Regions from separate parts of the Homo sapiens genome. Here region 1 is linked to region 2. Evidence: chromatin loops called from intact Hi-C (ENCODE). Cell type or tissue: PC-9. All regions are shown on one strand. Links, peaks and the distances in the headings refer to the core of each region. The heading gives the core; the rest is flanking DNA. Region 1 overlaps LINC01968 (long intergenic non-protein coding RNA 1968). Region 2 has its middle 100 kb from the start of LINC01972.

What was found. Peaks named below come from ENCODE experiments on the same cell type or tissue, not always from the same donor. Only the 100,000 strongest peaks of a DNase experiment are listed, where the experiment ranks them.
Region 1: a loop joins it to region 2, with 12 times the contacts of the local background. A loop is called at or near these places in 2 of 110 quality-filtered maps.

The regions. Positions count from the first base shown.
Region 1 is chr3:194,711,540-194,722,374 of GRCh38, forward strand. The region is part of intron 1 of LINC01968 (long intergenic non-protein coding RNA 1968); the gene reads left to right. The region is part of intron 2 of LOC105374292 (a long non-coding RNA gene); the gene reads left to right. Among named protein-coding and RNA genes, the nearest start is that of LINC01968, 8.5 kb to the left of the region's middle. In PC-9, for the core only: no CTCF peak of the experiment used is centred there; DNase peaks (open chromatin) are centred at 3,672 and 4,092; H3K4me3 peaks cover 612 bases; H3K27ac peaks cover 3,144 bases.
Region 2 is chr3:194,867,323-194,878,157 of GRCh38, forward strand. No RefSeq gene overlaps it. Among named protein-coding and RNA genes, the nearest start is that of LINC01972, 100 kb to the left of the region's middle. In PC-9, for the core only: CTCF peaks have their summits at 2,371, 4,136 and 4,402; DNase peaks (open chromatin) are centred at 2,679, 3,609, 4,319, 5,489 and 1 weaker place; H3K4me3 peaks cover 1,817 bases; H3K27ac peaks cover 4,272 bases.

The sequences.
Region 1 (10,835 bases), core at 905-8,904, 160 kb before region 2:
ACATTTGGAGAAGCACTCACAGATTGTCCAAACTCCACAAAGGTGCGGAGGGAATTAGGTGCCCAGAACAACTAGAACGAGGCCATGAAATACATCTGGATTCTCCATTTTCCATATGTTTTTCTGTCTGCCTCTTGTACTCTTAAACCTCATGGCAGAATGGCTTTCTCTGGGCTGTAGAAAACACGACCAACAGCTCTTTAGGTTTTGTGTCTTTTTTGTTTTTGAGATGGGTTCTAGCAATTCTCCTGCCTCAGCCTCCCAAGTAGCTGGGACTACAGATGCATGCTGCCATGCTCGGCCAATTTTCTTTGTATTTTAATAGAGACGGGGTTTCACCTTGTTGCCCAGGCTGGTCTCAAACTCCTGGGCTCAGACAATCCACCCGCCTCAGCCTCCCAAAGTGCTAGGATTATAGGCATGAGCCACGGCGCCCAGCCCAGTGGCCTATTTCAACTGTCTTTACTATAAGGGACCTGGATTTAGAGTCTGACTTTCCCACGGTATGATTCATCCATTTTGCTGTCTTCTTAGTTCTCATGGAAGGAAGCAACTTAATACACACAGCTTGGGAGGATGCCAGACATTCTTCTCCACCAAACGTGACATTCTGTGGCTGGGCACGCTGGCTATTTAAAGGTTCCCTTCCCACATCTGAGCCCCAGTGTAGAGACATCATGTTTGGCTGACAGGTAGAGGGAGACAGGCTAGGCATATTCTGTACACTTTGTTGGTGGGCCTGTAACATGGTCCTCTTTCTAGAAACCATGTTTAGTAATAGTATCAAAAGCTTTAAAAATGTCTTTTGCCCTTCTAATAATTACACTTTGAGGATCCTCTCTTAGGGAACTGAAAGGCCATCAGAGATTTATGCCCAAATATATCTGCTACAGTTTAACTGTAAAAATAAAAATTAGGCCAGCCTGGGCAACATGGCGAAACTCCATGTTTACAAGAAATACAAAAATCAGCCAGGTGTGGTGGTGTGCACCTGTAGTCCCAGCTACTTGGGAGGCTGAGGTGGGAGGATCATCTGAGCCCAGGGAGGTCGAGGCTGCAGTGAGAGGAGATCGTGCCACTGCACTCCAGCCTGGGTGACAGAGAGAGACCCTGTCTCAAAAATAAATAAATAAATAAAATAAAAATTAGGAATGACCTGAATGTCCAATATATAGGAATAAGTAGATAATAGAAAATGAAGTGAAAGTGATCCCAATTTATTAAAATTATGTTTATAGTGTTTTTAGTAGTATGGAAAAAAATATATATATTAGGGTAAAATATCAGGATACAGTAGATTACATATTTAAGGAAAAAACACTAAGAAAAAAGACTGGCAAGAAATAGGCTAAAATGTTCATAGTGGATGTCTCTGAGTAGTGCTACTTAAGGTGATTAACATAATTTAAAAAATATTTGTATGAACTTTCTAAATTTTGTTTTTGTTTTTTTTTTTGAGACAGAGTCTCACTCTGTTGCCCAGGCTGGAGTGCAGTGGTGCGATCTTGGCTCACTGCAACCTCTGCCTCCTGGGTTCAAGCAATTATCCTGCCTCAGCCTCCAGAGTAGCTGGGATTACAGGCGCTCGCCACCATGCCTGGCTAATTTTTGTATTTTTAGTAGAGATGGGGTTTCACCATGTTGGTCAGGCTGGTCTCGAACTCCTGACCTCAAGCAATCAGCTTGCCTCAGCCTCCCAAAGCGCTGGGATTACAGGTGTGAGCCACTGTGCCTAGCCCTAAAATTTGTATAAGGAGAACATATTACTTTGATAATCAGGGAAAATGACATTAAATATTTTAAAAAGGGGAAAAAAAGATAGGGCAGTTGCCTATTTTAGGTTGGGCCCCAAAACGAAGCTGGCGGGTCACTCGGGGGTTAGGTCTAGGCTTCAGGCTCAGCAGTTTGATTTCCTTGGCTCCTTGAGCAGATCTGGGCCAGGATCCCTGGCTCGTGCTCACAAGCAGACACAGAGCCCAACTCAGTGTGGGCTCTCGTGCATGCGTTGAGTGCCTGCGATTATCAACTCCCATTTCAACAGGTTACATTGTTTTTCTTTCCTCTTAAAAAAATTGGTTTTTAACATGCCCAGGGTAAAACCTCTGAAGTGGGTAGCATTTTCTGATTCCATCCTAGATCTGGGGAAATCCCTGTGATAGCAAAGAATAGGCAAAGTGGCTGAAAAGAAAATGGGTCATAAGGCTGAGGCTATGCATTCCCCACAACCCAGAAATTCCACTCCCAGATATGTAACCTGGGCAGACCCATACATGTGCATGAATATTCATTATGGCATTTCTTTGTAACAGTGAAAAATTGGAAACAACACCAAAATAAATGAACTCCCATTAGCATGGAGGAATCCCACGTCAAAAGTATTGAGCAAAAAAACAGCAAATAACAGTTTGATTCCATTAATATTAATATTATATTTATTTGCTATTATATTTCATGTTATCTATTTATTATTATACAAGATATTATAATTTATTAATATTATATTAGTTTATAATTTATTAATATTATATTAGCTTATACTATGTTAATATTATTTACAATGATTCTATTAAGTTAAACATGTGCTCGAATACCATTGATTATTTATGGATATCCACATATGTGGTAAAAGTAAAAAGTCATGTATGAGAATAATCAACGTGGAATTCCCGAGAGCGGTTGCCTCTGGGCATAGAGGGAGGGAAATGAAACGAGGGAGTGGTCCATGGAGAGTTCAATGGTATCTGTGAGGTTTGTGTCTTAAAAAAAATATGTGAAGCGAATATGGAAAAGAATGTTAAGACTTGACAAAGTCTGGTGGTGGGTACATGTAATTCCCTAGACTCTGCATTCTTGGAATATTCCATAATAAAAAATAAATAAAGTTAAAAAATGGAAAGTAGGACACCAACTCAGAAAGTGCATGAGACGGGCGGAGAAGACACAGGGGAGGAGTGGGCTGGTGGGCCCTTCTGGTGTGAATCTGGACATGGTGACATGGGGCGTGGAGGGCACCTGGGCACCAGAGCTGACTTGTGGGGTGCGTGTGCCCAGCCCTGCTAACCACAACATGCGATGCCTCTTTCCCTTCTTTTTCTGGCTGTACTTCTTAGACCTGCGGTCTGCTGGGAATTGAAAGTCTCAGCAGCAAGGCTTTGGTGCTGGACCATCTTGTTCTGAGGTGTGCTGCCTGCCCTAAGTACCTCCCTGGGTGGCTCCAGCCTTTGTACTCCAGGGCTGATGTAAGAACAGCACAAGTTCATGCTCACCTCCCACGAAGGGATGGAGGAAGCTTTGGGGCCTGGAGATCCTGATTTTATTTTACTTCCTCAGGCTTTACTAAGTGCTCAGATAATTCATGGAAGTCTCCACTGTCCTGGTCATATGCGCTTATTAATCTGCCTGGTCTCGTCCTTTTTATTCTTAATAACAACGTGTCCAGTTCAGTTCTATGTCAACATTCCAAGAAAATCCAGACTGAGCCTCCTCCTCACCAGTGCTCCTGTCTAGTCCTGGAGGCAGGGGACCTGCTCTGGAATCTCAGCTCATGCAGCAAGTACCCGGATGACTTTAGGCAAATCATGTCACCTCGCTAGATCTCCCTCTCTTCCTCTGGTACATGGGGCATCCATACCTGCCTCACCAGGTTGGTATGATGTCATGGTTGCATAATGTATCATTTGTCACAGTTCCAAGCGCGCTGTCTGCATGAGAACTGGCAGACTGAGTTTGCCTAGCACAGACACAAAGCATTGATTTACCTTTCCCTAGGGTCAGATTTGGCACTCAGCATTGCAGGCCTTTCAGATTCTGGTTGTCTCTTTCTTCTCACCAAGCTACCCTTCCTCCTCCTTCCTTCACTCCCAGCCGTTCTTTCCCAAGTTACCTCTCTCAGATTCCTGCAGAAAAGCCTGAGTGCCAGCCTCCAGCTCTGGATAAGATTCTCCAAGAGTGGTTCTCAATCTTGCAGAAACTCAGAATCTCCTAGGAGCTCAAAACAACACCACCAACAACAACAACACCTCTTCTCCAAGCCGCAGACTCAGGAAATGTGATTCATTCAATCTGCCTGGGGTGGTCTAGGCATAGTACTTTCTTTACCTTCTATCGCATTAGGTGAGCCTACTGTCTGTACTAAGATTCTGATCTGTAAACACCAGACTTTCCTCTTGGGCTCCTGAGGAGCTCCCCCACCATCCTAACAATGGGAAGGAGCTATCACACCTTCATTTTTTCGGTTTCTCAAATTCTTTCCCAAGCCACCGCCCGGTGCAGTGGCTCACGCCTGTAATCCCAGCACTTTGGGAACTCAGGCAGGAGGATTGCTTAAGGCCAGGAGTTCAAGACCAGCCTGGCTAACGTAATGAGACTCTGTCTCTATTAAAAAAGTAAGAGAAAACGTTTAAAAAGAAAACATTTAATAATTTGCATGTTTTTCACAAAGTTCTTCCCTAATTTTACCTTGGATAACTTGTGTGGTAGGCAGAACAGAAATAACCTCCAGGCTGTCTCAAAGGGTGAAATGGCTTTTCCTCCCAGGGCCCATATGTGCTTCTGATCTGCTTGTCCTGGGACCTAGTTGCCCTCCTGCCTGTGGAGCTCACTCTTACCACAGATCTGAAATAAACAGCCCAAATTAAACCCAGCTACATAAAGCCATCATCTTAGACTGTGAAGAATTTGTATTTAAGGGATATTTCCTATTTATTTTGGGCTTGTGTCTCCTAAGACATTGATGCTGAGTGTGGCTAAAGATTTTGAGCAGGCCCTGGCGTGTGGTCCTTGAAGGCACTGCAGGCTCGAGGGTCCCTCTGGAATCTTCCACCTTAGCCACGTCCTCCTCTCTGCGGCTCCTCCTGGCTCAGTGGGCTCCCCCGTTGTGCATGACACAGCAAGCCTCTGAGGCTCGGACTCTCTTGGGCTGCTTCTCCCTATTCCAGGTACAGACTCCAGGCTAATGGAGGATCTGGAGCCTAAAGAGCGGAAGAGACTTACCCCAAATCACACAGCTGTGGTCACAGCAATTGAAAATGGTGTGGCGGGAGGGGCAGTGCTTGGAACTCTTGGCTTTGGTTCACACTTGTCTAGAGGCCTAGGCTAGGAGGTTGGGTCTGGAGCCACATACTTATCTCAACAGCATTTAGCTTTCAATGAGCAGCATGGCTAAAGTCTTACTTCTAGTTAAATAAGGTGGTGACACCCTGGAAGTTTCCACAAGCCTCTGGCTAAGAACTGGTTATAAAAGGTAAAGCAGAGGCTCATTTCCAGTTGAATACTCATCCCAGGATGGGAATAGAGGCATCTTAGACAGAAAGGGGAAACAGAAGTACCAAGGAAGTTTGGCTGAAATTTGGGGAAGATACTGACAAATTGAGTATAACTGACTATATATATTTTGATATTTGGTTAAACTTTTGATGGGTTGGTACAATTTCATTCTTTGCTTCCCTACTCCTGCAAAACAACTTTTTATATAGCATGTTCTGATGTCTTACACCATTTGAGCTTCACAACACCCATAGTTGAGGTGATCATTGCTGTTTTATGGATAAGGGATCTGAGGGTCAGAGAGGGGCTGGCTTCTGCTCGGGGTCGTGGCTGAGTTGTCGGAGAAGCTGGGACTAGCTGTGGCTCTCTCCTCTCTAGCATCCTGCCTCTAGTTGTTCAGCTTTGGACCAACTAGGTTTTCACTTCAGCGTGACACATCGGTGTGGTGAGTTTCAGAGCAAGGATTTACAAAAGGGGATACTGTTATACTGGACCCCTGTTAATGTCAACAGGGACAGCACCAGGCTTGACAAGCCAAAAAAGAGACCCAGAACCAGCGAATGAGACACATGGTTTTATTAGGGGGAATTACACACAAGGATGGTGCAGTGGCGGCAGGCTGAACAGAACTGCCACAGCCTCCAGAAAGCGTGCAGTTAACACAACATTTTTACCTCATATGCTCCCCTTAATGACCTCCACCTGGCAACCTCCATTTAACCCAAAACAAAGAGCTTCAGTCCCCTGTATGGTCCACCTTCGATTGGATGGCTGGGGGCTCAGATGTTCCTCATAGGTAAGGAATGACTCTCTGGGTTGGCCACACTCAGAACTCTGAACACATATTCAAGTGTATCTGCCATACAGAGCCATTCTCTGTGTATGCTTAAGAAGTTATTGCTATCAGGCATGTCTACCATACAAAGGTGTGTCTACCATACAAGGGGCTTGGAAGGGGTCTTGGGAAGAAAAATATGAGTTCAATATGGTGCCTGCAGAATTGGCAAATACGTGACTCCAGTAAAACCACCCAGGGCAGACATCAGTAATCTATCAGGACATTCCTTCCCATTAAGCCTGAACATGGCTTCTTAAGACTCTGATCCAGGCAGCCATGAACGTTCAGCAGAGCGGGAACTCCTGTTAATGAGGCCTAGCCTTACTGAATGCCTGCTATGTGCCAGGCACTTGCTACCTTCACTATCGCAGTACTTCTGCGTAACTCCAAGCAGCAGGCACTGTTAACCTCATTTTACAGATGAGCAAACAGGCTTAGAGAAGTTTCTATCTTGTCTCTCCAGAATGAATCTAAGATTTGAACCTAGGCAGTACAACTCCAGAGGGACAGCTTTGTTTTCAGCTCTTTGTTGCCTTCCACCCCTGATCTGCTACTACTGCCTGCTGCCTTTCTAGGTGCAGAGTCAATGTGACTTGAGGGCGAGAATGAGTTCACATCTCCTGGCTGCTCCTCTAGCTCCCCTAATGGTACACAGCCAATGGTCACAGGCCTCATTTCACAGAAGGAAGCACAGATGGGCTGTGACATTCCAAGGAAACAGCTTAAATGACGGGAAGAAATGGAAATGGGAATAGTTAATTTCCCAACCCAGACCTCTAGGTCAGCCCAGGGACCCCAGGGACTGGGGAAGTTTTAAAAAATGCCTCTTCTTGTTCCTCAAAGCCTAACATGGTTTAATTTTGCAAATACACCTAGGGCCTGGGTCTGAAGAGTAACACAAGCAATAGCTCTGCCTAAAACCTATCTTGGATTTTGTACAAGAAAGTTGTGAAGAAGTAAGAGTGACTGGTGTTAAATGATCATCTCATAGGAATTACTACAGAATTTGACCATCAGCCTGGGCTCCTTTTTGTGCTTCCTGGGACCATCTAAATTAGTAGTTACAACGTTAAGTTACAATGCTAAATTGGAAAAATAAAAGGAGTTTTCAGTTGTGTGTGTGTGTGTGTGTGTGTGTGTGTGTGTGATAATCTATCAAGCTTCTTTAGGAGAAAAACATTAGTTGATTACATTTATTTATTTATTTATTTAGAGATGGAGTCTTGCTCTGTCTCCCAGGCTGGAGTGCAGTGGTGTAATCTCGGCTCACTGCAACCTCTGCCTCCCGGGTTCAAGTGATTCTCCTGCCTCAGCCTCGGAGTAGCTGGGACCACAGGTGCGCACTAACATATCCAGCTAATTTTTGTAGTTGTAGTAAAGATGAGGTTTCACCATGTTGTTCAGGCTAGTCTCGAACTCCTGGCCTCAAGTGGATCTGCCTGCCTTGGCCTCTCAAAGTGTGTGAGCCACCCCGCCTGGCTGATTACACTTTAAATACTATGTTTGCTGTTTCTAAACAGGCATAAAATGGGCTTACTGTTAAAAATGTGGAATCAAATCTGAAAAAAACCCACAAGGATAGTGTCTTTTTCATCTCTGTTGGTCTTAAAAACATTAAAAACGACAACCTAATTAGCTACGTCATTTTCTTTTGACTGTGGGCAGGTGGCTTTCTTTCTGGTATTCTAGAGAAGGATTAAGGATCTAAATAGATTTGCAGATAGACTGGTACAAATGTCTCCATTGTCTGCCTCCTAGGGATGGAGATCAAGAATCCCTACAGGTGGTTTATGAGGTGTACCGGTTTGAATATAACCCCACAAGATCAATATCCTCCTGGAAGCTGTGAATGTGACCTTCCTTGGAAATAGGGCCTTTACATATGCAATCAAGTGAAGATGAGGTGATATAGGATTAGGGTAGATAGACCCTAAATGAAAAGCTTGGTGTCCCTATAAGGAGAGAGAGACACAGGGGAAAAGGCCATGTGATAACACACAGGCAGGGATTGGAGTGATGCAGCTACAAGCCCAGGGGAGACAAGGATCCATGGCCACCACCAGAAGCTGGGAAGAGCCAGGGAAAGGATTCTCCCCTAGAGACTTCAGAGGCAGCATGGCCCTGCTGACACCTTGATTTTGGACTTCCAGCCTCCAGAAGTGAATAGATTTCAGAACAGAATAGATTTCGATTATTTTCAGGCACCAAGTTTGTGGTACTTTGTTATGGCAGCCCTAGAAATGAACACATAAGGGAATCTGGAATGGAATTTGGACTAACACTCATTCCAGACTTTCTTTCTGAGACCTTGAAAGTGATACCTCGATGTGGGTGAAGTGCTTGTTTTCCAGGCAGTCTCTCATTTCATCAAGTGCTGAGAAAATGGAGCCCAAACGGAGTGTGGCGGTTTTTGAAGTCAAGAATAGGCAACATCCACGAAGGCTTTTCTTTTGTTACCTGATTTCCATATTAGCTGATCTGGGAACTAGAATCACTTTTAGTTGGGAAAAACGGCTGCTCTTCCTAGAGATCTGAGCTGACTCAATAGAATAGCACTGAGAGGTTTGCTTCTGGCATGACAAGTGTTTACTGAGCAGCCAGGAGGGGCGCCTGCCTGCCTCTACTTAAGGAAGAGAGTCTGGCAATGGTGTTCAACCTGGCACATTGGAAGTACCTGGGGAGCTTTAAAAATTACCAGTGTCTGGGTCCCACCCGCAAGGCACCGATTTAACTAGTGTGGAGTGCCACCTGGCATCAGGAGCTTTAAAGCACCCCCAGGTGATTCTAATGTACAATCGGGGCTGAGAAGCACTGACAGAAGCACCTCTAGATTCCAGGCCCTTGGAAGGAATATTTCCAATGACTAAAGTAAATTAAGGAAAATTAGCAAAGACATTAAAATATATATCAAAGAGAGAGAAAAACATAAACAAATGTGACATTCAAGATGCAGTTAAACTCTGTAGTGAGCTTCTCCAATATTTAAACAATGCAGCAGCTGTTTTGGAAAGCATGGTCCCACCAAATGCAGCTCTGAGGTCCGTGGAGCGAGTTTGGATGGTTTTCTTTGTTGGAGCCCTCGGCACAATGCCTGGCACAGAGCAGTCTTCAAGGAACATTGGCCAATGTTTGTCTCTTTAAGTCAAAGAGAAAGCCATAGTTCAGATATTTCTTGGCAACCTCTTTTCTTCTCCAAAGAAGCCTGGATCATCTAAATTATCCCCCAAAGCTTTCTTCATTCTTAAGAAGGCGCATCGAATTCTTTTAAATTAAATAGTTAATGACCATTTGCTGAAGTTCCTGGATTCATTTTAGATGGGCTAAACTGGTGGTTCAGAAGAGTTGGGCACTCTTATATGGCATGTGAGCACTACCCTGACTAATCCACATATATAGTTTAGGCCACTGTATATATGGATTAGGCCAATTGAAGGGACTTTAATGTTTCATGCTTTAATTAATCCTAAGGGGCTGTCAGTGTGTAAGTTTGCTGGTGTGACATACTGCTGATCACCTTTGTGATTTATTTGCTCCCAACTTCTTAATCAGAAACAAAACATCCAATTATCCTATTGTTATTATAAGAAAATACAACACGTAATCCCAGCACTTTGGGAGGATGAGGTGGGCAGATCACGAGGTCAGGAGTTTGAGACTACCCTGGCCAATATGGTGAAACCTCGTCTCTACTAAAAATACAAAAAAAGAAAACAAAGCAAAACAAAAAACAAAAACAAACAAAAAAAAACTAGTGAGGCGTGGTGGTGCGCGCCTGTAGTCCCAGCTACTTGGGAGGCTGAGGCAGGAGAATCCCTTGAACCCAGGAGGCAGAGGTTGCAGTGAGCTGAGATTGTGCCACTGAACTCCAGCCTGGGCAATAGAGGGAGACGTCTCAAAAAAAAAAAAAAAAAGAAAAAAAAAAGAAAAAGCAAGCCACTTATTATGTGGTTTTCAGGAATATCAGTTGGTAAGAAAGTGGGAATTGCCTATTCTTGTATGAACTATTAGGTGCTATGTGGACACAGTTTAAGGAAGGGATGAGTGTGGAGTGGAAACGTCTACCACACTGAAGTAGGTGGCTGTGTTTCGAGCTTAATCTTTGTGATATAGTATCACTGCTAGCATATCTTTTTTGTTTCTGAGTAGGTATGTTTGACTCCAAAAACTTGGTAAGGACCAGACAAGGGAGGTCAATTAGAGTTAAATGTGTTTGCCAAAGCTGATGGTAGCGACCGCTTGGGCTACTGGGTTGAAAATAGTCCTGAGGCCAAATCCACGTGTAGAGGGAGAGAGTACTAAGATTGATCAGCAATGTCTCAGAGCACATGGAGGAGAGAATGGAAGCAAGAATGCCAGGCAGTTATGATGATCTTCTTAGATCCTTTTTTTGGAAGACAAGAGCTCTTGGTTGGCCAGTTGGCCTTGTCCTAGTCAAAGGAAGTGCCATTTATTTTCTAAGCAACTATGTGCACCACGAAATTCAGTGTGTGGTGCAAAGCCAGGTGACCCTTGGCTAAAAGCCCCAGTTGAAAGGTTCCCAAAGAAGGTGAAGAATTTAGTACAATCACTCTCTATGGCCACTTATTCTATTTTTATTCATTCATCATGCAGAATTTTTCTGTTTGTGAGGTATTTAAGAACATGGCACAAGAAGCCAAGCTGTTTCAAAGAATAATGGTCAATGTCCATTATCCATGTCCAGGCTTGTGATCACTGGCCCTTTAGAAAGCTG
Region 2 (10,835 bases), core at 932-8,931:
TGTTGAGGGCAGGCTTCTCCACATGTCTCAATCTCCTTTAACTGGCAGCCATCCAAGGCATGGTCTCAAAGGGTGAAAGGCAGGAGCCCAAGATAGGGAAATGGAAACACACAGGCTTCTTCGGGTCTCAGCTTGGAGCTAGTGTCCTCTGACTGCTGCCACATTCCAGTGGCCAAGGCAAGTCGCAGGACCAAGCCCGACATCAGTGGAGTGGGGAAATACGCGCCTCTCAAGCTCCTCCCCATGTAAACATTTGCTCAGCAATAATCTAATCCAGGACATTTATTAGAGGTGTGGCTTACTGTGTGTATTTCGTATTTCAAAGTTTTCAAAGGAAACCAAAAAGGGTGTAGGAACCGCTATCTTCCCCTACCTCCTCCACACTACTGGGTCCCCTCCCACTTCTGGGATCTTAATGGAAAGAGGATAAGTTATGAAAATTCTCTACACAAGCACAAGGAAGAAAGGAAGGAAGAACACGTGCTTCCTAGCACACAATGCGCTTCCCGTCAGCTGGGCTGGAGAGAAATGCCTCCCTGGTCTGCCACCCCCCACCCCCGCCAGAGACATGGCGGCAACAAGTCACCCCTTCCTGTAGTTGTAGCTGAAGGGACTGCTGTAAAGTGCAGCCCCAGTTTTCCCAGCCCCTGCTCCCTTACCTTCAAGGGCTCCCTATTGTAGTCACACTGTTTAATAAAGGGTGAACTTTATCCAGTGAGAAGGAAGGAGCTGAACATTTAAAAGGCTCAACATTTCTGCAAGACAAATTGAACTTTTTGCCTCCTAACCAACAATCCTGAAAAAGTCTCTCTTATTCATCGCAGATGCAGAAGGTTTAAGCAGGCACCAAATTACTCCAAGGGTAACATCCCAGTTCCTTGGTCTTTAGATCAGACGCACTAAGAGGGACGATAAGTCTTCAGAGAGGTCTGGTTCCTACTGTAATAAGAGCATGGGATTCTGTTCCTTCTCTGTAGGTAGGGAAAGTTCAAATGTACACAATAACAATTCATCCCTCTCTTGCAACTTATCTCATATAAACTCCATCTCTAGAATCAGGCTGCCTGGTGTCAAGTCTTGGCTCTACTTGCCGTGTGACCTTGGGTAAGTGATTCGACCACTGTCACCCTCAGGTCCTCCATCTGTAAAATGGAGATTTGCTTATTCATTCAATGGACCTTTATTGAAAGACCTACTATGTGTCCGGCAGGGTGCTGGGCTCTAGGGATACAATGGCAACTGAGATGGACATGGTCCTCGCCGTCATGGAGTTTATATGAAGGGTAGAGTCAAACCGCAAACACTCTGTCACATAACCACAATCTCAGCCATAGTGTCATGAGGAAAACAAACCATAGACTGAGATGGAAAATAACAGGAGAGTCAGGAAGGTGGTCTCACCAAAAGGTGACACACTTAAGCTGAGCCTCAAAGGAAGAGCAGCTAACCAGGGGAAGTCTTGCCAGGTGCAGGGAGCAGAGCTCGGTGAACTCGGGACACTGAGAGGCCAGTGACACAAGGGGAGAATGGCTTCAGGTGAGGCTGGAGGGAGAGGTAGGAGGTGCGTCCTGCAGGGCTGGGAAGCCGGGAAGGGAGTCTGGATTTATCCTACAGGCAGGGGGCGGCCACCGAGGGGTTGAGATGATCACGTGGCTGCTGGCAAAGATGGACTTGCGAGGTGGTGTGCAGGTTAAGAATGGATGTGAGACCAGCCAGAAGCCTATTGCAGGACCCCAGTGGGTCGTGGTGCTGGCGCTGGAGATGGGGAGAAGAAGGCAGTTGAGTCAAATGGCCCCCGTGGGGCGAGAAGCCCCAGGACTCAGGACAGAATGAAGATGGGGGAGTGTGTAGGTCTGGTTTGAGTCAGTGAGTGGAGATGGCTGTGACCTCCTGATATGCGAGAAAGAGTACAGGGAGAGGTGAGGAGAAAGCAAGGTAAGCCCAGGGCTTGCCAACACTGAGGGAGGGGAAGGAAAGGGGAGGGGAGGGGAAGGGAGAGGAGGGGAGGGGAAGGGAGAGGAGGGGAGGGGAGGGGAGGGGGTATCAGCCCAGGGTCCTACAGAGGAGCAACTGATAGGGTGAAAGGAAAGCAAGGAGGGGGTGGCTCCAGAAAGGAGCATTTCAAGAAGTCAGGATGCCCATCTAAGTCCAGTGTTGCTGAGACGAGGACAGAAGCTCCAAGACACACCAACAGTGAAAATGAGTCGAGGAACCGTCTGTATAGTATATATCACATTTGTGTTTTCAAAAGTTGTGTGTTTGGAAGCGGGAGGATATTTTAGCTTATTTGCAGGTTTGCTTATGGAACAGCTCTGGAAGACTCTGCAAGACTCTGGTGACAATGGCTCCCCCAGAGGAGGGAACCGGCTAGCAGGGGATGGGGTGGAGTGAGAGAGACCTTTCACTGTGTGTCTCACCCTTTGGGAGCTTTCATATTTTTATAAAATATAAATATATGACTATATTACTATTCAAAATTACAGTTTGAAAAAAGCACCCTGCCTTGGGAGCTGCTGTGGGATAATAATAATCGTTTCCTGCGCTTCTCAGGAGGATTACTTGAGATGATGTATGTCAGCTGCTTAGCTCAGGCTCAGCGTGGCACTCCATGAGGTGAGTCGCATCCCTGTCACTGCTGCTCCAGGAAACAGCAGAGAGGGCCTTGGCCTGTGTATTCGGTTCCCAGGGTTCTCGTAACAAAGTACACAAACTGCGTGGCTTAAAACAAGAGAAATTCCTTCTCTCACACTTCTAGAGGCCAGAAGTCTGGAGTTGTGGCCGGGCCCTGCTCCCTGGGAAGGCTCTAAGGAGGAACCCTCCCTTGCCTCTCACTGCTGCTGGTGATCGTTGGTTCCCTGCATTCCTTGGCTTGCGGCTGCATCACTGCAGTCTTTGCCTCTGTTGTCACACAGCCTTCTACCTTCAGTGTGTCTGTCTTCACGTGGCCTTCTTACAAGGACACCAGTCATTAAATTCAGAGCCTACAGTAATCCAGTACGACCTTGACTTGTTAATGACATCTGCAAAGACCCTATGTCCAAATAAGGCTACATTCACAGGTACCGGGTAATTCCGAGGACACCATTTAACCCAGCTGAGCCTGGCAGTTAATATTCTCACAACCACAAACTCATCCGTGACCCAGGTGAGTCCCTTCTCATTCTGGGCATCTGGTTTCCACCTATAAAATGAAAGGGGTGACTGGAGTCGCTCTAGGCCCCAGCCCAGCCCAGAAGCACTGGGTGTCCTTAGACACTCCTGGACCGGGTCTCAGGTAGGTAAGCCGGGCATCAGGAACAGGACTGAGGAGGCCGAGGCCTGTGTGTGTTTCATGTTGCTGCAGGCGAGGGACGTGCACTGGCTGTCACTGCAGACACTGCAGCCATTGCTGAGGATTTCTGAAGTCCTGAGCCCCTAGGTTCCTGGGAACAATGAAGCTTGAACTCTGTGGCCAGAATCATAGCCCAGAGCTATACTAAGACTCAGTCCTGCCCAGCCCCCTTTTATCACCTAATTCATGGCACAAGTGCAAACTCACATTCTTGTCCAAAGAGGAGTTGGAACAAACTGGATTTAGCGCAGCAGATTCTGAGGGACATCTGAGGTCATGAACTGAGCGGGCGTGTGCTGCTGAGTCAACTCACACAGGCTGCCAGGTACCATCCTCAGACTCCGCAGGAGAGGGTGGGGAATGGGAGAAACTGGAAGAAGCTTCCAAGAGGAATTTGTGGCAAACCTGCTTTACCGTGTTGGTTCCCTTTGGGTAACCAGATTGCAATAAAAACAACAAAGACACTCTCCTCGTGTATGAGAACTTCACACCTCATGAAAAGCTTTATACCTGTTCGCTTGTTTGATTTGATTCTAAAAAGTTGTGTGCAAACAGGGACTTTGATTGCAGTTTTCCAGATAAAGAAACTAAAGCTCAGAGTGGTGCCACACAGGGTCCCTCCCAGGGGCTGCTTCTGATGGCTCATTCAGGAGGGAGACCTTTAGAATTACTGCCCAAATCTCCACCCCAAGGCACCCAACACAGTGTCAGCGTAATCATCTTCCATGGGGACACTCTGTTCTCACATTCTTGTGTAAAGTATGAATACCTGCATTTTATGGAAGATTGCTATTTGTATTGATTTATAACATACAATATAAATGAAAGCAGTGTGTTTGCTATGCAAACACAGGTTCAAGACCAGCCCAGAAGACCCCTCCCAGCACCTAAGCCGTTCCAGATGGGCCTCCTGGAGTGATCACAGTTGTTCTGACTCACAGGAGGCCAGCCAGGATGCTGCCAGGGAGGCTGCCTGTGTGAGCACGCCGTCTGCAGAAGGCAGTCTCACTCTGCTAAGACAGACAGCTTAGCGCCGGGCTCCTGCTGAGGACACTGCCCCGGGGAGAAACCCTGGGCCACCCCACTCACTGTTCTAGTCCCGGGCGGGGCCGGCAGGGCCTGGGCAGGTCAGACTTTGCTGTGGGGCTGGTTTCCACAGTGAGGGAGGAGCCGGTTCCGCTGCTGACTGGTGGGCAGCTCAATGCTTTGGCCAGTCAATGACATGGCCATTAGGCAAATATTTGGGGCTTGATTTTGGTTATGGTTTTTAAAATAGAAAATGAATAAATTAGGCTTGGGGAAGTGGTGTTTTACAGTCACGTGGGAGGAACAGGCATTGAATCTGATTGTCCTTGGGCTGCAGCTAGAATTGCAGCCTCGCCTCTGTGGCATTTAGGCGTTGGCTTAACCACAAATCACAGACCAGAGAAGGCCTCAGTGTCAGAGAAAGGCCTGGAAAGAAGGAAGCAGACACAGAGAGCCACGGACTCACCCAAGGTCACACAGCTCATATCGGGTGATTGAACTGTGTGGGGGTGGAATCACATCTGTCCAGGACATCAGCATGTCACTGGCACCCATCTGGCACCTGGCAGGGAGTGGGTGTCCATTACGTGGGATGACTGTGTGTAGGAGGGAGGAAGGCAGGCAGGGAAGGAGGGAGCGGCAGAGAGCGAGGACACAGGGCTCTCATTGTCCAGGCCCTGTGCTCTGCATCACCACTCTGAGCTTGACAGACAGAAACGGGAGACAGCGGGAGCAAGCTGTGAACAAGGGAAAGGAAGGATGGAGCAAGATGGAGAGGGTGTGGGGCCCAGAGTGGGCTCTACTTTCTCAAGCCATGCCTGACTGTCCTTGGTGATGACTCGGGCAGAGAAAGAAGAGGTACCCCAGAATGTTCTCCCCAATAATCCTGGCCCCGCGCACCCGTGCCATGGACTCTGATACCAGGCTCCCTGCCTCTTCTGCTGGAGTCCTGTGGGAAGAGGGAAGGGGAAGCTGAGAGAGAAGAGAGGGCAGGCACTCACCTTCCAGTAGGGAAGCAGCAGCAACCCTTAAATCTGCTCTGTCTTTTACCTCTGACAATCACAGGCCACGTGTAATTTGATCCCTGAAACAGCCCGGTGAGGTTCCCATTCCACAGACACAAAAAGAGAATCCCTCTGGGCTCTTGCCACATTCCTGTATGATTAGTTTTCTGGTAAACATGAATAAACCAAACTAAAAAGGGCTGTTAGTGTATTTAATTTAACAAGGAGTAATTCCTCAGTAAATCCAAGGACAGAATCTCTAATGGGCTTTGCTGATGAACTGGTCAGGAGATATTTGGAGTCCAAAAAATCTCAGCAACCACAGCTCAGTTAGCATTCTATCGAACATTTACTAGGTGCCAGAACTATCTTCTTACTCTATTGTCCCATTTACTCCTTACACCCCCGAGAGATGGGTACTATTATCATGCAGTTTCCAGACGATGAAACTCCAGTACTGAGAAGTTCACTGCCTGTCTAAGGTCATCTCGATAATCACTGGTGGCCTCAGCATACTTTTAATTATATTTCCGTGCCTATGCAAGAGACTAGCCTCCGCCAAATATTGGATCTTTGAGGGAGGGGGCAGCAGAAGGACACACTGGGGTGGTGTAATCAGCTGGTGGGGAGTGGGGGAGGGAGAAGCAAGAAGAGTAGAAGAGAATCAAGAAGGTCATTTTTTGGACAGTGGGCAAGGTAAATGAAAATCAGATATTTAAAAAGAAAATTTGGCCTGGTGCGGTAGCTCGTGCCTGAAATCCCTACACATCGGGAGGCCAAGGCAGGTGGGTCACTTGAGGTCAGGAGTTCAAGACCAGCCTGGCCAACATGGTGAAACCCTGTCTCTACTAAAAATACAAAAAATTATCTGGGCGTGGTGGTGGCGCTTTCGATCCCAGCTACTCGGGAGGCTGAGGTGAAAGGATTGCTTGAGCCCAGGAGGTCGAGGCTGCCATGAGCTGTGATTGCATCATTTCACTGTAGCCCGGGCAACAGAGTGAGACCCTATCTCAAGAAAAAAAAAAAATCACATCTGGGGCTGGGCGTGGTGGCTCACGCCTGTAATCCGAGCTCTTTGGGAGGCTGAGGCAGGGGATCACTTGAGGTCAGGAGGTCGAGACCAGCCTGGCCAACATGGAGAAACCCCATCTCTACTAAAAATATAAAAATTAGCCAGGTGTGGTGGTGGGCATCTGTAATCCCAGCTACTCTGGAGCCTGAGGCAGGTGAATTGCTTGAACTTGGAAGGCGGAGGTTGCAGTGAGATGAGATTGCGCCACTGCACTCCAGCATGGGCGACAGAGTGAGACTTCATCTCAGAAAATATATGAGTAAGAAAAAGAAAAAGAAAATCTGGGCTTTGAAAGCCCTGCATCTATTTTATTGTTTCTTAAGAACCACATCCCAGGTTGTAAAACACCTGTATGTACAGAACTTGAATGTGTTTATTGGTTCTTCAGGCATGCGTGCACATGAGGACACATCTCAGAGACTATCCTGGGGATGAGGGCTTCTAATTATATGGTATGTGAGGCTGTGTTTTCATGGAAAGTGAGCTCCTTAGACTCACAGAGTCTGGGGCTTGGTTTTGCTGCAGGAAGCTGTGTGTTTAGTAGAGCAGCCGTTCGGGCTAGTCTCTGGGGAAGAAGAAACTCTTCTCCTCCTGGTCTCAGGTGGGCTGAGCTGGGCTTGACAAGATCATTTGGTTTCAAAGAACTAGACCCTGCTTTGCAACTGAGTCTCCCCAGGAGAAGGTGTCACTAAGCACAGATTCATCCGGCCTCGAGGGGATCATGTTGTCATTTTCAGAGGAAAGCCCCAGAGTATTTTGATGGGGAACTCTCAACCCCTGACCTGCCGTTGCTACTGCAAATTTCATGAGGCTGGTTCTGTAACTTCTCACAGACCCAACAGGTTGAATCGAATCAATTAAAATCATTGCAAAACCCTTGTCTACTATTGCTGGTGATAAGTGTCCTAGGATCTGATATTTTTTGATTGATTAAGACCAGTTGCCATGGTGGGGGGAGATGGAAGCCCCAAGAAACCAAGAATTGCTCCCCTCTCGGGACCATAGTGTGCATGAGGAACATGAGCCTCATTGGAGATCCCAAGATGAGCAGTGGGGAATCAGGCCCGGAACCCACAACTCCTCCCGCCCTCTCCTCCAGCGCACTTTCCCCATGACTCCGCCCACACATGAGGCTGAGGCAGGGCACCCAGGACACAGGGCCGGAACATGCTTTTGGACATCCGGAAACTCCTCCAGCTGAACTCAATCGCTGAGCACTGATACCAACTGTGGAGCATTGTGTGAAGATGGCAGTGCTCTGGGGACCTGCGAGGTGAAGGTGCCACACTGGATGGAGACTGCCTGGTGACTCCCACTCTGGGCGGGAAAATGCCAAAGGACACTCAGCACCAGGAAACTGACCAGGAAACCTGGGAATGGCTCTCTGGGGCAGAGAGAACCTCACAGTCATCTATTTAAACTCCAGGAGCTAAATGCCACTTCTCTGTCCCTTCCTCCTAGATCTGAGTTTTAATCCCTGGGACCATGTAGAACACACCTAACTACTTTTCCAAGGATCAGAAATGTGAAGAGGGCACGTCTGCTACTCCTGCTTCCCAAGTCCTTTCCAATCCCCACCTCCCCAGATCCCTCAGTTCTTGCTCGTTTGACAAGCTCCTCATTCAGACCTGTTTGACCCTGGTTTCTCTCTTGTGGCTCTCCCCTCAGTCCGTGTCTCTAAAAGGTTATGTCCAGAACAGTGGATTGTGCCTCCCTCACTGTGGACCATATATGTCCATTAATACAACCATTAACCACATTACCTTTTTGGTTACCATTGGCCACTGACAAGGCCTACATGATACTTACTCCCTAAGACCTATAACTTGGCCAATCTTGTCTTTGTATGCATAGGGATGAAAGTTACCAACAAACTCAACTCCTCAAAGAAGTGGAAAGCCAACCTTATTAAATGGTGTTTTCAGTTGGCGACTAACCCAGCCTCCAGCCCAAACACTGTCACTCCCCAAGCTGAGACATGTGAACCTGTCGGGAGGTGCCAGGCATATCCTCAGTGCCACCCTGAGCCACACTGCACACATGTAGCAGGGTACAGCACCAGTCTCCTGGGTCTCAGACCCTTATTAAGGCAACAAACATGCTAGATCCAACGATCTTTAAGCTCAGAATTTTTTCCTTCATTGGCTGAGCTGCCACGGCACAGGATTTGTTCATTTATTGGCTGGGTCTGGGGCACCATGACCCAGAGTGGAACTTGACACAGCTCTTGTGCAGAGAAAATGGAAAGCTCCCTAGCATAACAATGACAAATCTACTCACTATGCAGGCGACTTCAACAAAGGCTTGCGAAGGCATGTGCGGGCCATGTGTCGGTGCAACACTCACATCTGGCGCCTTTCTGGTTTTTGAGAGAAGAGCGGAGCGTGCCGGGGAAACCTAAGCATTATGGTGAACTCTTCGATCCTATCCTTGGACTCCGGTGACATGGGAAATCTTCAGTTCTTTGGTTATTCAGGGAGGGGTACAGATGAGATATGAGGAACACCAGGCTGCGGGGACTGGAGCAGCCTCAACTATTCACGCGTGGGTTAGAGAGCTGCCTCCCCTCCCTCCCCGGGCCATGGTGAGAGGACTAGCCGGTGTCCACAAATGTTTGGAGCTCTTACACAGATGCATCTTACTCGTCTTTGAATCCTCAGGGACTGACACGTGCGAGGCATCTGGTCACACCAGGCCAGACCCGTTTTCTTCTTTTCTTCTTTCTATCTGCATCTCATTTTAGACATTCTAGGAATAACGTTGGCTTTAGATGAGAACTCAGAAATAACCCGAGACAAGTGGGCCTGCCCTGGGCCAAGGACCTTGGCCTCCTGCCCCTGCTGGCCAGCCCCCCTAAAGGGCGGAATCCCAGTGCTTTGCCATGGTCCCCTCCCGCACCCCATGACCACATCCTCTGGCAGCCAGGATGGACTGAATCACCTCTTGAGCTCTGTTTCCAGCCACAGATGCTGGAGGCCAAGACAAAGGGGCTGGTATTGCCAGGACCCCAGCTCTCCCCTCCACTCTTTAGCCTGATGGCCCCACGGTGGTCGGGCAGCTTCAGCAGCTGGGAGAGTGAGGGCCGGTCAACCTGGGAGCACTGTGCAGAGTAGAACCAGCTGTTTCCATGCCTTTCCGGCTCCCTTCCCACCTGGCTGGGGGCTTGGGGGATGCAGGGAAGCTGGGGTGTGTGGGAAGTGGTGGAGCTCAGCTGCCTCCCTCTGACCCACTTACTAACTCAGGAAATTCAAGGGCTTTCACAGCTGCTGAAGACGTGCCTCACCTTGACAGAACCCAGGTGGCCCAAATCCCAGAAAAACCCAAGTGGCTAGTGACAGCCGGCATTTGCCCTTCCGTTTCTGTTGTCTCCATCAGAGGGGAGAAGAAAATCTTCTAAAAAGCCAGAATTTGAAACACGCCTCTGAGGAGACGAGATCTGACTTCCTTGCTTTTGTCTATTTACTGGTTAATTTTCCCTTCTAGCCTCCTCAGTAGTATTTTCCTACAGTTCCACATGAAAACTCTTGGAAGAAACCAGTAAACTAATTGCTTCCCTTTGCTTTGTGCGTGTGTGTACGCACTTGTGTGTGTGCATGAGTATGAGCGTGTGTCTGCGTGTGTATTTTAATATTCATAAGCGACTTCGCTGAAGGCAGATACTTGGTAAGAATCACGAGAACTTTCCAGAGGAACCCTGAAGGAGACTGGGAAACATGCCAGCCAGAGGGACACAGCCTCCTTCTCCTTCCAGAGCCAACCCTACTCCATTTTCTCCTCTACACGCTACCCGAAGCCCAGCACACTTCCTCCCAGGGGTTTGTGAGCCTGCACTTTTCTATCTCGAACCTGCCTGCTGCAGACCCAGTCATTCCTAAACAGAACTAGGGTAGGGCACAGAGGCCAGAAAGCGTTGAGCAGTGCTACTGCAGAGCCTATGAAGACCAAATCCCCCAGCGCACACACAAGGTCCTTCTTAGTCCGGCTTCTACCTGCTCCTTCAGCTGCATCTCTTGATTCTGCGGACCCCTCCCCACCTCTTAACCCCAGGCATCCCCCTCTGCCCTGGCCACATCAAGCTACTTGCCAAGCCTCTTTCCCCGCCTTCCATCCGGTCTCTGCCTGACAAACTCCTAATGTTCATTCAAGGTCCAGCTCAGTGTCCAGTTCCTCAGTAAAGCTTCGTCAGAACTTCCTTCCCCCCGCACCTGGGTGAAATCGGTGTCCTGTTCTGGGCACTCCCACCACGCTCAGTACACATATTTATCACGACGCTCAATGTCCAGCATTGTAACTGGGGCTTACATACCGCTCTCTCCCTCCTGGTCTTTGAGTCTGTGACGCACAGAACAGTCTGTTGAAACTAATTTCAACAAGTAAGTTTGCTGTCTCGATAAAAACAGCC